Linked DNA regions of Homo sapiens: region 1 is linked to region 2. A link is a contact called in ENCODE Hi-C or POLR2A ChIA-PET data. All regions are on one chromosome and are shown on one strand. The core of a region is the stretch at or near the end of the contact, and the rest is flanking DNA. Distances in the headings are between cores, read along the strand shown. Region 1 has its middle 22 kb from the start of MYO10. Region 2 has its middle 28 kb from the start of MIR10522.

Region 1 (3,148 bases), core at 389-2,888, 170 kb before region 2:
CTGTGGTATTTTGTCATGACAGTCCCAGCAAACTAAATATACTGCCCAAATGTCAAATGTCCCAGGAAAACCCATGCAAAAAAAAAAAAAAAACAATAATTTTAAGCACATACCCATACGTAGAGCCCTTTTAGGGCAAACTCTCTGGGGAAGAATTCACCCTCATCCCAATGGCCTGGGGATTCTGAGAGGCATGAACACACAATAAAACAGAAAACCCTAACATCGGGGCTTAAATAGCAGAAGCTTATTCTTCTCTCATTAAAGTAAGGTACTGAGCCAGCAAGGGTGGGTGCAGGGGCTTCACAGCTCTTGGGATTTCTGGGTCCTTTATTTTCTATGAAGCTTATTGGAATGGGTTTAAGAGACATCGGGAGAAGAGGACTGAAGGGCATTAAGCGCAGACTTGCTAGGAGTTGGTTAGAAAGGAAACTAGTGAAATGGGGAAATACCTGGAGAGAAAAGTAAAGACAAAAGAAAGGTTCTATTTTAAGAAGGAGAGGCTGGGTGCAGGGTCTCACGCCTGTAATCCCAGCACTTTGGGAGGCTGAGGCAGGAGGATAAGTTGAGGTCAGGAGTTCAAGACAAGCCTGGCCAACGTGGTGAAACCCCATCTCTACTAAAAAATACAAAAATTAGCCGGGCGTGTTGATGCGCACCTGTAGTCCCAGCTACTTGGGAGGCTGAGGCACGAGAATCAATAGAACTGGGAGGTGGAGGTTGCAGTGAGCTGAGATCACGCCACTGCACTCCAGTCTGGGCAACAGAGTGAGACTCTGTCTCAAAAATAAAATAAAATACAATTTTATTATTTCAAAGAAGGAGAACCCATCCATGCTTGGGTGCTTATGGGAATGGACTAGTTGAAAGGCGAAAGTTGGTAGAGAGGAGAAAAGCATGGCCAGAGGGATGCCTTTGAGTTGTCAAGAAGGGGAGATTTGGTATCCAGATTGCAGTGTGTGACCTGACTGTGTTAGAGGACCTCAGAGAGGCAAAGAGCACCCCTAGCTTTGGAGGTGGTGAGAGGTGAAGCCAGCTGGACTTCCCGGGTCTAGTGGGGGCTTGGAGAACTTTTCTGTCCAGCTAAAGGATTGTAAATGCACCAATCAGCACTCTGTGTCTAGCTAAAGGATTGTAAATGCACCAATCAGCACTCTGTAAAATGGACCAGTCAGTGCTCTGTAAAATGGCCCAATCAGTACTCTGTAAAATGGACCAATCAGGAGGATGTGGGCGGGGCCAAATGAGGGAATAAAAGTTGGCCACCAGCGCCAGCACCCGCAAGCGGTTCAGGTTCCTTTTCCACACTGTGGAAGCTTTAGTCTTTCACTCCTCACAGTAAGTCTTGCTGCTGTTCACTCTTTGGGTCCACAGCACCTTTAAAAGTTGTAACACGTGCTGAGGAGGTCGGCTTCACTCTTGAAGTCAGCGAGACCACCAACCCACCAGAAGGAAGAAACTCCAGACACAGTGGCACTGGGTGGAAATTGAACAAGGAGCTCTCCTGACTTAAGTCTGAGGCCCTCTCCCTGGTACAGTTGCTTCGAGGGCCTAGGCGGGGCCTTAGCAATGTGTTCCTATGGTTTTGAAAGTGTTTCATGAGCTGTTTTCATTGTAATAGATGCACCTTAAGATTCAGCTTTCCAATGTTAGCTGTGTTACGCTCCCCCCTGCATTCTGGGGGCATTGGAGTAGGCGGGAGGATTCTTGAGACCTGAGTAAGGGGAAGTTTAGTGGTATATTAGTCAGGGTTTTCCAGAGATACAGAACCAACAGGATGTGTATATATAGAAAGAGATTTGGTTTAAGGAATTGGCTCACACAATTGCGGAGGCTTGCTTAGTCCAAAATCTGCAGGGTAGGCCAGCAGGCTGGAGACCAGGGAAGAGTTGTAGTTCAAATGCTGGCAGAATTCCTTCCTCTTAAAGGGAAGTCAGTTTTTGTTCTAGTAAGGCCTTCAACTGATTGGATGAGGCCCTTTTCCATTATGGAAGGCAATCTGATTTGCCAAAGTCCACTAATTTAAATGCAAATCTCATCCAAAGACACCCTCATAGGCACATCCAGAATAATGTTTGACCAAATATCTGGTGGCCCAGCCAAGTGACATATAAAATTAGCCATCAAGGCCAGGCGTGGTGGCTCACGCCTGTAATCCCAGCACTTTGGGAGACCAAGGCCGTTGGATCACTTGCATCTAGGAGTTTGAGACCAGCCTGGCAACATAGTGAGACTCTGTCTTTACAAAAAATAAAAAATTAGCTGAGTGTCATGGTGTGCATCTGTAGTCTTAGCTACTCAGGAGGCTGAGGCAGGAGGATCACTGGAGCCTGGGAGGTCCAGGCTGCAGTGAGTCGTGATCACTCCACTACACTCAGCCTGGGCAGCAGAGTAAGACCCTGTCTCAAAAAAAAAAATTAGCCATCATTCATAGGATATATTTTTGTGCTTTGGAGTGTTTTGTTTTTGTATTTATTTATTTATTTATTTATTTATTTATTTGAGACAGAGTCTTGCTCTGTCACCCAAGCTGGAGTGCAATGGCGCAATCTCGGCTTACTGCAACCTCTGCCTCCCGGATTCAAGGGATTCTTCTGCCTCAGCCTCTGGAGTAGCTGGGATTACAGGTGCGCACCACCACGCCTGGCTAATTTTTTTTTTTTTTAATTTGTAGTAGAGACAGGGTTTTACCATATTGGCCAGGCTGGTCTCAAACTCCTGACCTCGTGATCCACCTGCCTCGGCCTCCCAAAGTGCTGGGATTACAGGTGTGAGCCACCGCACCCGGCCATGTATTTTTTTTGAAACAGAGTCTTGGCCTGTCACGCAGGCTGAAGTGCAGTGGCATGATCATGGCTCACTTCAGCCTGAACCTCCCAGGCTCAGACAATCCTCCTGCCTCAGCTTCCTGAGTAGCTGAGACCTCAGGTACATGCCACCATGCCCAGTTAATTTTTAAATTATGTATAGAAATGAGGTCTCCCTATGTTGCCTAGGCTGGCCACGAACTCCTGGGCTCAAGTGATCCTCCTGCCTTGGCCTCCCAAAGGGCTAGGATTGCAAACATGAGCCACTGCACCAAGCCATTTGTGTTTAAATGAATGCTAGCTGTCTGGGGGTAGTGCTGCAGTGAACATTCCTGCCTAGT
Region 2 (3,064 bases), core at 539-3,038:
CCCTGACTCCACAGTCAACAGGAAGATAATTTGCCACCCACCTCCTGGAACCATAGCTGTTCCTCTAGAAATGAAGATGGATTCACAGATACGATTACACGTAGGTGAAGTTCTGGAACAGGTAAAACTAATTGATGGTGACAGAAATCGCAACAGTGGTTTCCTTCTTGGTAGAACTCATTGGAAAGGGGCACGAGGGAACTTTCTGGGGTGTTGAAACGTTGTTTAACTTAATTTGGGTGGTGGTTTACATATGTGTATACAATTGTCAAACCCCCTTGAATCACAAAGATCTCTACATTTCATAATATTTAAATTATACTTCAATTAAATTAGTGGACAGTGCTGAGATGAGCACGATAAAGCCCATTTCTTTCCAAACACACTTGTTCCCTGTTACATATTAATTTATGCCTGACCCAATGCCCAGTGAGCTCCCCTTCACAATGGCACCGATGTAGAGGGATGACAAATTCTCAGGTTGGTTTAGATTACAACAGTGGGCAGAATAAATGTTATTTCTCCAAAAAAAGTGATGGGCTTGGACCTTGCCTCAAGTTATGGACCTCAATCTTTCACAGACCTCAATCTCTCAGAAATCCAAGGCCCAGATGAATCACGGCATTTTTCCTAAGGCCACACAGTCAACCAGTAGTACAGCTGGGTCTAAAACTTAGACCAGCTCCCTTTCCCCTTCCCTACATTTAGTCTTTCTCCTCTCCTCTCCTCTCCTTTCTCTCTTTCTCTTTCTCTCTCTCTTTCTTTCTTTCTTCTCCCTCCCTCCCTCTCTTCCTTCCTTCTCTCTCTTTGTCTGTCTCTCTCTCTCTTTTAGATGAAGTCTTACTCTGTTGCCCAGGCTGGAGTGCAGTGGCACAATCTTGGTTCACTGCAACCTCTGTCTCCCGAGGTCAAGTGATTCTCTTGCCTCAACCTCCCAAGTAGCTGGGATTACAGGTGTGCACTGCCACGCCTGGCTAATTTTTGTATTTTTAGTAGAGACGGGGGTCTCAACATGCTGGCCAGGCTGGTCTCGAACTCTTGACCTCAAGTGATCTGCCTGCCTCGGCCTCCCAAAGTGCTGGGATTATAGGCGTGAGCCACTGTGCCAGGCCAAGTCCAGTTTTCTTTCCATCGTAGTATGTGGAGTAGAAAAGAGACTTCCCTCAGACCAACCTTTGTTCCCAACCTTGATCTATCAGGTATTACCTGTATGAACTCAAAATAATGTACGTACTGCCCCATGCCTCAGTCTCCACATCTATAAAATGGAGATACTGTGTTTACCTGTGGTTGAGACTAAATGAAATAAAGTCTGTCAATACCAGGTGCTTACTGACTGGCGGCCCCTTCTCCTTCTGGCCCTATTCATTGCTAATTCTCCTGCCCGGCCTCTTCCTTTGAATGCTTTTCATGACTAATTCTCCATATTTCCTCCCTATACTCAGCCCCTTGGTATGTTTATTCGCAAGGTTATAATACGATGAATCAGCTCTTTAAATAAATATTTTTCTTCGTGAGAATTAATAACCCTAAGTGTTTAAGGCGAGTTTTTAAAAATTCCCTAAGTCTCTTTTTCCCCATCCCCAGCAAACTCTTGATCCAATAAGAAAACAAACCTCATAAATAGGATAAACTGCAGCATATTGCAAAGAAACCGGATACTTTTTTTTTTTAAAGAAAATACGTGAAAAGGTAAAAAGACTTCAACTTCTCGTAGACTTTCTGTCATCTTTGGCAAATTATATTACTTTCCTGTGCCTATTTAAGAACCTCTCAAAATAAAAATGGCTGTTTCTCTTGCAAAGTTGTGAAACGAAGTAGAAATAATTAGTACTTTATCTAAATACATTTTAGGACATTTGAGGTCCTAGCATCAGACTCTCATCTGGTTCCTCAGATCACCCTGAGGACATTTCAATACTGAGGGTCTGAAATTTGAAGGGGACAAATGAGTGCTTTGCTGCTTGGACCAGTGACACATTCATTTTGTTGCCTTGTCCCATCAGAAACCCCTTCTCTTCTGCTGTGCACCACTATGTTTTTGCCTCTCTCCTGGTCAGTTCCAACGCTGGCAACAGCTCCTGAGAGAGTTGACCAGGCAACTATTAAGTACAAGTGGGCCGGGTGCAGTGGCTCATGCCTGTAATCCCAGCACTCTGGGAGGCTGAGGCAGGAGGATCACTTGAGCCCAGGAGTTTGAGACCAGCCTGGGAAACATAGCAAGACCCTGCTCTACAAAAAAATTTAAAAATTAGTTGGGCATCCTGGTGCACGCCTTTAGTCTCAGCTTCTCAGGAGGCTGAGGTGGGAGGATCACTTGAGCCCAGGAGTTGGAGGCTGCAGTGAGTTGAGATTGCACCACTGCCCTCCAGCCTGGGTGACAGAGAGAGACCCTGTCTCCAACAACAACAACAACAACAACAACAACAACAACAACAACAAAGTGATTGATATAGCCACTGCCTTCTCTTCTCACCATGCAAAGCCTAGACATTGCCAAGAAGTGCGTGGTCATGACGCAAGTCCAGCAAGCACTATGTCTGGCAGAGAAAGCCACCCAAGAGTCACCCCTCCTGTGACCCCTGAGAATCCTCAGTGTTGGCTGCTGTCATGGCTCTGACCCACAATGATCTGATTTGCTGAGTAAAGATGGGGCTTAGAGAACGTGCAGCATTCCGGCAGCAGGCACATCGATGGCTGCTGGTTTTTATTTCGTGATAGAGCCTACTGGCTCTTAGAAGGCCAACACTGCACACAGGAAGACACAAAACAAACACACTCATCAAATCCTTGCTAGTCAGGCTGAGCTGAAAAACAAACTTCGAATTTTCTCCCTTAAACGGGACTGAACTTGACTGGGGCACTTGAACGTTTCCTTGGAAATGTCAAACAGCAAAACTCCGTTCTTTCTGGGTACATCTTTTAAACTCTGTCCCTCCGGGGAAGACCTTGGAGATTTATGCTACTCATACACTTAGGCTTAAAAAAAAAAAATCACATCCTGTAGATTCTAGCTGAGGTTCTCAGTTTAGTCTTTAGCACAGTTTTTTCTTTAATCACATGG

Evidence for each region. Hi-C counts contacts between places; a loop is a spot of excess contacts on that map. ChIA-PET counts read pairs that join two places held with the same protein, here RNA polymerase II (POLR2A).
Region 1: a loop to region 2 is called in a map of PC-3, with 3 times the contacts of the local background. The contact joins two enhancer-like sites. A Hi-C loop is called at or near these places in 3 of 168 maps with a recorded cell type or tissue (A673, PC-3 and posterior cingulate gyrus). POLR2A ChIA-PET finds 5 or more read pairs at or near these places in 1 of 52 experiments (A673).

The regions. Positions count from the first base shown.
Region 1 is chr5:16,956,278-16,959,425 of GRCh38, forward strand. No RefSeq gene overlaps it. Among named protein-coding and RNA genes, the nearest start is that of MYO10, 22 kb to the left of the region's middle. Within about 2 kb of position 1,639, at least 3 of the 41 ENCODE cell types and tissues checked have a DNase peak (open chromatin) inside an H3K27ac peak, as active enhancers do; they include PC-3, where a contact is called at or near this core.
Region 2 is chr5:17,126,647-17,129,710 of GRCh38, forward strand. No RefSeq gene overlaps it. Among named protein-coding and RNA genes, the nearest start is that of MIR10522, 28 kb to the right of the region's middle. Within about 2 kb of position 1,789, at least 5 of the 41 ENCODE cell types and tissues checked have a DNase peak (open chromatin) inside an H3K27ac peak, as active enhancers do; they include PC-3, where a contact is called at or near this core.